Linked DNA regions of Homo sapiens: region 1 is linked to region 2. A link is a contact called in ENCODE Hi-C or POLR2A ChIA-PET data. All regions are on one chromosome and are shown on one strand. The core of a region is the stretch at or near the end of the contact, and the rest is flanking DNA. Distances in the headings are between cores, read along the strand shown. Region 1 holds the start of PFKFB3-AS1 (PFKFB3 antisense RNA 1). Region 2 holds the start of NET1 (neuroepithelial cell transforming 1).

Region 1 (4,185 bases), core at 571-3,070, 790 kb before region 2:
GAAGTCCACCAGGGTGGATCTGCTGACGTCCCCACCCAGGGCACACCATGGGGGTGGGTGTGGGGAGAGGGGCAGGTCTGGACGAGGCCGGTGATTCAGACCGAGCAGGGCTCCAGGAGAGCTGCCAAGTCCCGCGGGGGCCGTCCTAAGAAACGTAGTAGCCGGGCAACCCTGCCTGCCAGCCGCCTGCGCTCAGGCGCCTTCGGATGACCCGAAGCCACCTCGAGAGTTTGCACCTGGATCCCACGGTCACTACTCAGGCTACGACCTGACCTGGGCAAAACCGCACCAGGCGGCTCCCTGTCCAGCCCATGGGAGCCGGGGCGCATTACCTGGAGAGGCAGCGTCGCCCCTCTGCGCTGCCCACCCGCCCTTTTCCGCGGCGGCGCTCCGCAGCTGAGGTGGAGCTCGAGGTAACCCTCTCCCAAGCGATCGCTGGTGGCGGGGGCGGCGACCGGCGGGGCGGGGCAGGGTACTGCCAGCCAATTCCGAGCACCGGGGGGTGCGTGCGCCCGGGGCGCGTGGAGCAGCGCCAACCGTGCACTCACCAACCCACCGACCCTCCCCAAAGCCGGGGACACAGGCGTGGCTCCAGGTGGCTCTCCTGGCGCCCCCAGCACGGGCGCCCCCATGGCACTGGAGATGCACGGAAGAGAGAGAAGGAGAGAGAAAGAGATAAAAGCAGAAAGAAACAGTGGGAGAGGAAGGAGGTAGAAACAGAGAAAAACAGAGACATATATATCGAAAGAGAAAACAGGACAGAGAAATAGGTTATTAAGTGAAGCGAGGGGATAGGAATGCATAGCAAGGCGGGAGAGGAGATGGAAACATGCAGAGAGAGGAGATCCGGACGGTGAAAAGGGGCGGAGGCGCGAGCGGCCGGGTCCCTGGGCTGCGCTCCGGCGACGGCCGCCCGAGACGGGTGTCGAGGACAGGGATCGCGGAGGATGTGGATCCCCTCCCTGGCCTGCCCAGGCGCGCGCGTCCCTCCGTCTCGGGGTACGCAGCCCGGCCGGGCGCACTCGCCGTTTCCGGGCCGGCGGGGCAGCCACCGGGACAAGGGCCACAGCGCCCCCGCCGCCCGGCCAAGGACGCGCAGCCCGCGCCTCCGCCCCGCCCCGCCGGCGCGACCCGCACGGGCGCGCCCCCCGCAGAGGGGCGTCGGCACAAAGCCGCCCCACACAATGGCCCGGCCCGGCGCAGCCCGCCCTGCAACCCGGCTCCGCGCAGCTGCACTCACATCTGGGCAACGAGGGCCTGTGGTCCACGGGCACCCAGATCTTCTGCACTCGGCTCTGCGTCAGTTCCAACGGCATCTTCGCGGCTGCGCCCGACGGCCCGCCTCCCGGGGCCGAGATCCCGACGCTGGCAGGAGAGCGGCCGCCGACCCCCGGAACAAAGGAGGAGAGGGGGGCGTGCGCCGGCGCGCGGCCGGGCGTTTCCTGCGCTGCCAGGGGAAACGTGCTTTGGGCTAAGTTCCGGACCCTCGCCTGTGCGGGGCTCGACGTGTGCTGCGAGGGTAGCGAGGCTGGGGATGCCCGGCACGGCCGGCTCGTCCGCTCGGAAAGCTCTGGGATGCTCGGGCGCAGTGACAGCCGCGCTCTCGCCACCAGGCCCTGCTGCTCGCCTCCTCTCCGGCTTGGCTGGGATGCCCCGCGCACCGCCGGCTTTTAAAGAGTCCGGGCTGGCCGCAGACGCGTACGTCAGCCTCGGGGCGGGCCGCATTCCTTGGGTCCCAGCCCCCTTCCACGTGGGGAGGAGGGTGGGCGAGCCGGGAAGCAGCCTGCGAGCTCCCCCTGCGGGCCGGCGACGGCGGTGCACCAGCTCCCGCCGCCCTGCCCCGGGCCTGGAGCGCGCCCAGCCCTGCTGAAGGGTCCTGGCTGCTGTTATCCCCTCGTCCCGTTGTCCCCTCGGGACGTCTGGCACAGCTTCCCCGACTAATTCCGGCCCCTCACCTCAACTGTGCTGGCCGGGAGGAGAGCAGAGACGCAGTCCTGCCCAGTGTAGACCGTGGACCCCGCAGCCGAATCCCTTGGGAAGCTGCTTAAAGTGCATCCTACCAATGCAGCTCCTTTAGGGCCATGGAGCCCCAATACTCTGCATTCCTAACACGCGCTGTGGGGCAGGCGCAGTCCAGGTAAGGACATGGGCCAGGCTGCTCCCTGATAATACCCGTGAGCCCATCCCCCGCCACGACCCGGGCGACCCGCGGGGAGGAGGCTTCCCTGATCCTCCCACCTCACCTCGTCCTTGTCCACTTTGCTGAATCCCTTAGAAACCTGGACTTGAACTGAGCCTTGCTCCCCTCCCCTAGCCCAAAGACTGGGAACCTTGAGAGGCCCGCGGTGCTGGGTACGAGGAGGGGGCGGGAAAGCCCCGGGGAGCTGGACTGAAGTGGACTGGGGCTGGGGGCAGCTGGCATCTGGTTTTCACACTCACCATGTACACCATTCAATAAACCTTTATCGCCCCGAGTAGAAGAATGAATAAAACTAGACCCATTTCGATCTGCAATTCATTACCTAAGTCGAGGGAAAACTATTGGGGGCGGCCCCTTATTAGGCAGACTCCTAAAATTCACTCCGTTATCCTGCACACCCTGCAGCTCTGCCTCCCCACTTTTTGGTGCATGCGTGCCCCGTCTCCTTTCCCGGCCCTCGCAGTTTGCACCAGCTCGCGACTTGTGACAGTCGTGCAGTCAGGTCAGAGGCGTGCGGGGAAGATCTGGGTTGCTTTTGGTGGGGAACCGCCGCCCGCGCCGGGACGGATGTAACTTTTGCAAACGAAGCCTCAGTACGGGAGCGCTGCGCCGCCTTGCAGAGAGGTGCACACTTAGCGCTGAGGCTGGGCTGTGATTGGAGGGAAGGCGGCGCTCGCTGAAACCTACACCGCGGCGGAAAAGTCTGCGCAGAGGCTGCCACACGTCGCTCACGTCCCGCATGCTCCACAGGGAGGGCGCCCGCGCCCAGGCGGCGACCGGGGCTGCTCCCGCCCCGCGCGCCCGCCCCACCCGGGCCTCCACTCCTCCCGACCCGCCGCCTGCCGAGGGGCCCCGGAACGCGCAACATCGGCCACCTGGCCTGTGCCCCGCCACCCTCCCCCACGCCTCGACCCCCACTCCCCCTCCCGCCTCGACCCCCACTCCGGCACCCCGCCCCCCGCGCCGCCCTCTCAGAGCCCCTGTTCCCGCGACAGCTTTGCTGACGGTCTGGTTTCCGCGCTCTGGCGGCTGTTCAGAAACCCGATGCGTTGCATTTGGACTTGTTTTCTGCAGTGGGAGCACATGCCAGAGGCGACACCCTAAACGCCCAGGGGAGAGTCCCACTCCACTCCTGAAATAAGAGTGGGCTGACCCGAAGAGGGAAACAGCAGGCAGCGAGCGCCCGCGCCACCGGGACGAGTTCCCGCCCTGGGGTTCGCGGGGGTCGGGGAGGGCTGTAGGCTGCGCGCGGGGAGAGCGGCTGCACCCCTGCAAAGAGCGCCCGCGGTTCCTGGGGAATGACGGTGCACCTGCGCGCCCGCTGCTTGCCCACCGATTTTGCACACGTACAGGCGAGGCAAGCGGACCAGGGGGCCTTCTTCCACACTCCCTACAAGCTTGCAAACACTGCTGGTTTCAGCTCACAGGGAGAGCAGAGAGACGGCGTCTGCCCCAGCAGCGGCACATCATTCATCTCTTGACCTAGATAACGCATCTGACAGCGGTCAGCTCTTAGGGCACAGGGAGTTGATGTCCCGGAGGTCCAGCTGAACTTTCGCAGACCGGGCACTTTTCCTGTCTGTCAATAACGCGTTCCGAGTCTAGAGGGAAGACTATGTTCTTCCCCCATTCGCCTCCTGCACTTGCTCTGCAGCAGGCAAAAGGAAGTTAACTCAATCCCCGCCCCACCACCACCCCCCGCCCCCCCCCCCCCCCCGCTCCTTACATCTAAGTGCAAACTGGGAGTGCGTGGGAGCAAGGACGAATGCACACCTGTTTTTGTTTTTTTAATGGCCAGCTAGAACTCCTGGCAGCCTTTACAGCCCCAGGTAAGTTAGGGTAGAGCCCTCATGAGAGATGAAACTGCTTCACTACAAAATCACTTATAAACAACCCAACTGCAACTGTATTCTGGTAATTTACTGGTTCCGAGTTTACTAGTTTGGACATCCTCCTAACTCATTCCCTAGCTCTGCTAATGCCCC
Region 2 (4,381 bases), core at 737-3,236:
CTGCAGACTGATTTCCTACCAATCCATCAGCTAAACTTGGAAATTTTAATTTGGTATACACAGCTGGGTCCACAAATCTCCTGAAATGTTTATGTATATGTGCACATTTTTGGGGAATAGTTTTCATAAAATATGAAGAGTGAGATGACTCCAAAATGTTGCTTATTTTTCTCATGGAAGGCAAACTGATCTTTTAAAATGCAAATATGTCATGCCATTGGCTCATTTAAAGTCTTTCAGTATTTCCCCATTACCATGAAGATAAAACCCAAACTCTGTCAAGGCATACAAGGTCTCTTCATGATGTGGCGCTTACCTCTTTAGCATCATCTCTCATGACTACCTCCTCCTTCTCCCCATATTGGTTTCCTCTCCTCTATACAAATATCACTGTTAATATAGTAATAAAATAGAATATATACCCAGAACTCATCAGACTCATTTGCTTCAGGGCCTTTCTACATGCTTCTCTGCCTGAAATCATCCATTTACATCTGCTCTCTAAACTGGTCCTTAAAGACTCAGGGATTACAATAGGAAATCATTTCCTATTCTCTCCAGTCAGGATTAAGTGTTCCTTTTAATCTACGGCATTCTGTGTATATCACTATAATAACTTTTATCACATATTATAATAATTATTAACCTACTTATCTTTCTTCCCCACTAGATTATAAATCTTAAATAGTAACAAGAGTATTTTTCCATTTCCATATTCCTAGTGTTGGCACTCACATTATTTTCTGAACAAATCGCACATTCTCTTCTCAACCTGTTGCAAAACACTCTAAGTTCGATATTGTAACCATTCTTGGAAACCATCTAAGATCAATACTCTCTTCTCATTACCAAATTTAATTTTCATTCCTCATCTAGCTTAATCCTCATCTTATTTTACTTAATCCTCATTTTATTTGACCTATCAATAACATCTGACATAGCTCGCCACGTCCTCTTCTTGAAATTCTTTCTTCATTTGGCCTCCTGGATACTGTTCTCACTTGGTTCCCTTCCTCCTAATTCACTAGCTATCCCCTGAGCTTCGCTTTGTGAAATTTCACTGAGCCAAACACGAGTCATACACTCTCATTTCAATGTATACTTCCACAAAAAGTAAAAAGAAAAAACACGAAAATGGTTGTGATGAACTCTCTAATAGGCATCTCATAACATATCCCGAAGTCAACTTATCCCTTAGTCTTTTCTTTCTCAGGACATGGAAGCCCATTCTCGTGGTGCTCACCATGACAGTTTCGGTCTGAGCAAAGGCATTTGGGAACGCCAGCCTACAGCCAGTTGGGTGTGCAGAACAAAACCATTGTGGTTTTTCCTAAGTCTCCCCTGAGAAACAGTCAGGAGGCGAGGAGACTCAATAAACCCGCCCCTTTGCCACAGGCAGGGAAAATCGCAGTTTGGGGTCTCAGGACCGACCTCGGTCCAAGGCCAGGCACACTGTCACTCCAGCCTGTGCCACCCTCACTTCCAGCGGCCCCCGTCCCCCCCCCCAACCCCGCGGTCACCTCCCCCACCCCCCACTCACCTCCCAGCGGCCCTCGCCTCCCCCTGGCCCTCACCAACACCCCCACTCGCCGCCCCCCACATCCAACTCCCGGCCAGCCCTCCCCTCCCCCCGGCCCTTGCCTCTCCAACACTCACCTCCCGTTCGGCCCTCCGCTCCCCTACACTCACCTCCCGTTCGGCCCTCCCCTCCCCCACACTCACCTCCCGTCCAGCTCCGACCCGGAGGTGTCGGCCGAAGGCCCCGTCGCTCCCTCCGTGCTGAGCCCAGAGGCCCGGCGGCTTCGCCTCCGCGGTCGAGGCTGCTTCTGAGCCGCCAGCTCGGGCTCCATGGCACGGAGGAGGGGGTGGGGCGGTGGCCGGGTGCCCGGGAGACCGGCAGGGACGGGCACGATGCCCGCCAGCCTCTGCCAGGCAGAAAGCGCCTGTCAGCGGACTGCAGCCGCCACCGCCGTCATCCGGGGATTTGAAAATGGCGGCTGAGCAGCGATCAGCCAATCAGTGAGCGCGCAGCGGTTCCTAGGAGACGTGGAGTCCCGCCCCTCCACCGCTCCCGGGATCTACTTGCCTAGGAAAGAACCTAGGAAAATTTGCCCTTAACTCCTGAGCGCATCCCTGAGTCCCTAAGGCCCGGTACCTCCTTCATTGTTCATTAGGACTTTCACTACAGGCCAAGGCAAATGGACTGGAAGCATTTTAATTCACCAGATCTTTCTTAGCATTTGAGGAGAAGAGAGGTCCAAACTAATGACCTGTAAACAAGGCATGTTTATTGGCCATATTCACACTGAATTATTGTGCACGTGGCCAATATGAGATATATTTCCAATTACCAAAGGTTATGCAAGTGTGTTCCCGGGACTGTCTCTAGGGAACCAGCAAAATCTAATTATGAGCCCTTATGTCTTCCAATAAGCATGACACAGTCTCTCCCTAGCAAAACAGAATGAAGTGACTTCATCCTTTGCTTGTAAAAGTCAGCAAAAGACATAATATAAAATAAAAGACCGCTTCAAGTAAAAAAAAAATTGTTAAACAAATTACACTTTCTTTGATTTTAAATATTGCTTTATATGTGTCAAAGTCTTTAAAAATAGCTTCTCCTGACCGGGCGCTGTGGCTCACGCCTGTAATCCCAGCACTTTGGGAGGCTGAGGCAGGCGGATCACGAGATCAGGAGATCAAGACCATCCTGGCCAACATGGTGAAACCCTGTCGCTACTAAAATACAAAACTTAGCTGGGCAGAGTGGCGCATGCCTGTAATCCCAGCTACTCAGGAGGCTGAGGCAGGAGAATTAGTTGAACCAGAGAGTCGGAGCTTGAATTGAGCCAAGACCGTGCCACTGCACTCCAGCCCAGTGACAGAGCGAGACTCCGTCTCCAAAAAAAAAAAAACAAAAAAACACTTCTCTTTTGCCAGTATATTTCCACTTATGGAAATTTATCCTAAAAAATAAAATTATATAAACATGAAGCTATTAATGACATTGTTTATAATAGAAACATTTAAAACAACCTAAATAAACAATGATTTATAGCTCATCCACTGAGAAGAATATTTTCAGCCAACAAAAATGAAGTGTGAAGTATGTAATAGTATACTGGTAATTTGAAATAAAAACATGAAGTATAGAGGTATATTCAGTATATTCAAAGTTATGAATTACAAGAGATTATACAAAGAAAAAAGATAATGTATTAAAATGTATTAAATGTATTAAAAAGTCAATGTATTAAAATGTCTCTAGGTAGACTTTAGGTATTCAAAATTTTTATTTTTATTTTTTGCATTTAATTTTTTTAAAAATAAGGACATATTGAATTTGCAGTACCTTTATAACATGAGGGAAAAATGTTTTTGTTTTAAAAAGAGTAAGAAATTAGGGAGTAACATTGAGATGTGAAGCCAGCTAGACTTCCTGGGTAGAGTGGGGACTTGGAGAACTTTTCTGTCTGGCAAGAGGATTGTAAAACACACCAATCAGTGCTCTGTAGCTAGCAAGAGGATTGTAAAATGCACCAATCAGTGCTCTGTAAAAAGCACCAATCAGCAGGACCCTAAAAGTAGCCAATCACAGGGAGGATTGAAAAAAGGGCACTCTGATAGGACAAAAATGGAACATGGGAGGGCACATATAAGGGAATAAAACCTGGCCACCCCAGCCAGCAGGGCAACCCACTGGGGTCCCCTTCCACACTGTGGAAGCTTTAGTTCTTTCACTCTTTACAATAAATCTTGCTGCTGCTCACTCTTTAGGTCTGTGCCACCTTTAAGAGCTGTAACACTCACCATGAAGGTCCATGGCTTCATTCTTGAAGTCAGCGAGACCATGAACCCACCGGAAGGAACCAGCTCTGAACATAAGTTGACCTTGGTCAAGAACCACTTCTGTTCTACCTTCCCCATCCCTCCCCAAAAATTAAAGAAGAAAGTACTGCTTTGTAGCAGTTAGAGTGTAAGAATACAGAAATGTTCTTAATATTTGGGGAGTTGGTCTCCACCAAGACAGAGCTTCAGAGGATGCAGATGTTTAGATTATGAACAAAAATAAACCTGTAAGAGCAATTCTTCAAGTCAGGTCCCAAGTAGGTCACAACTACTCTGTGTCCAGAAAACTCACACCCCTTTGGGATTTTCACAATTTACCCGAATTGACCAATCAGGGCTCACCTGATGTAACCGATCAGAACTCATCTGCTTTATCCAATCAGGGTTCAGCTGTATTACCCAATCTGAACTGAGCAAGTCTGAATCTTTCCTTTGCATAAACACATCTGATTGGAAACCTGGACAAGAACTTTTTCTATAGAAGCCAAACCCTCCCCTTTATTCTCTGGAATCACCTTTCTTTTACTCCGAA

The links. A loop is a pair of places that touch in the nucleus more often than their neighbours do. ChIA-PET counts read pairs that join two places held with the same protein, here RNA polymerase II (POLR2A). Pooled maps may share reads with other maps.
Region 1: a pooled map shows a loop between it and region 2 (3-fold over the local background). The contact joins the promoter of PFKFB3-AS1 here to the promoter of NET1 in region 2. A Hi-C loop is called at or near these places in 1 of 50 pooled maps. POLR2A ChIA-PET finds 5 or more read pairs at or near these places in 2 of 52 experiments (OCI-LY7 and activated T-cell).

Annotation. Positions count from the first base shown.
Region 1 is chr10:6,200,392-6,204,576 of GRCh38, reverse strand. PFKFB3-AS1 (PFKFB3 antisense RNA 1) reads left to right here and starts at 1,820. Exons shown (of 2, transcript XR_007062045.1): 1 at 1,820-2,137. PFKFB3 (6-phosphofructo-2-kinase/fructose-2,6-biphosphatase 3) reads right to left here and starts at 1,645. Exons shown (of 15, transcript NM_004566.4): 1 at 1,241-1,645. The coding sequence starts at 1,316. RefSeq lists enhancers at 1-176, 1,916-2,420, 2,975-3,491, 3,492-4,009, silencers at 493-572, 803-1,312, 1,433-1,542, 1,593-1,922, 2,953-3,172 and a cis regulatory region at 1,451-1,982.
Region 2 is chr10:5,410,162-5,414,542 of GRCh38, reverse strand. NET1 (neuroepithelial cell transforming 1) reads right to left here and starts at 1,986. Exons shown (of 12, transcript NM_001047160.3): 1 at 1,723-1,986. The coding sequence starts at 1,850. RefSeq lists a silencer at 1,645-2,074.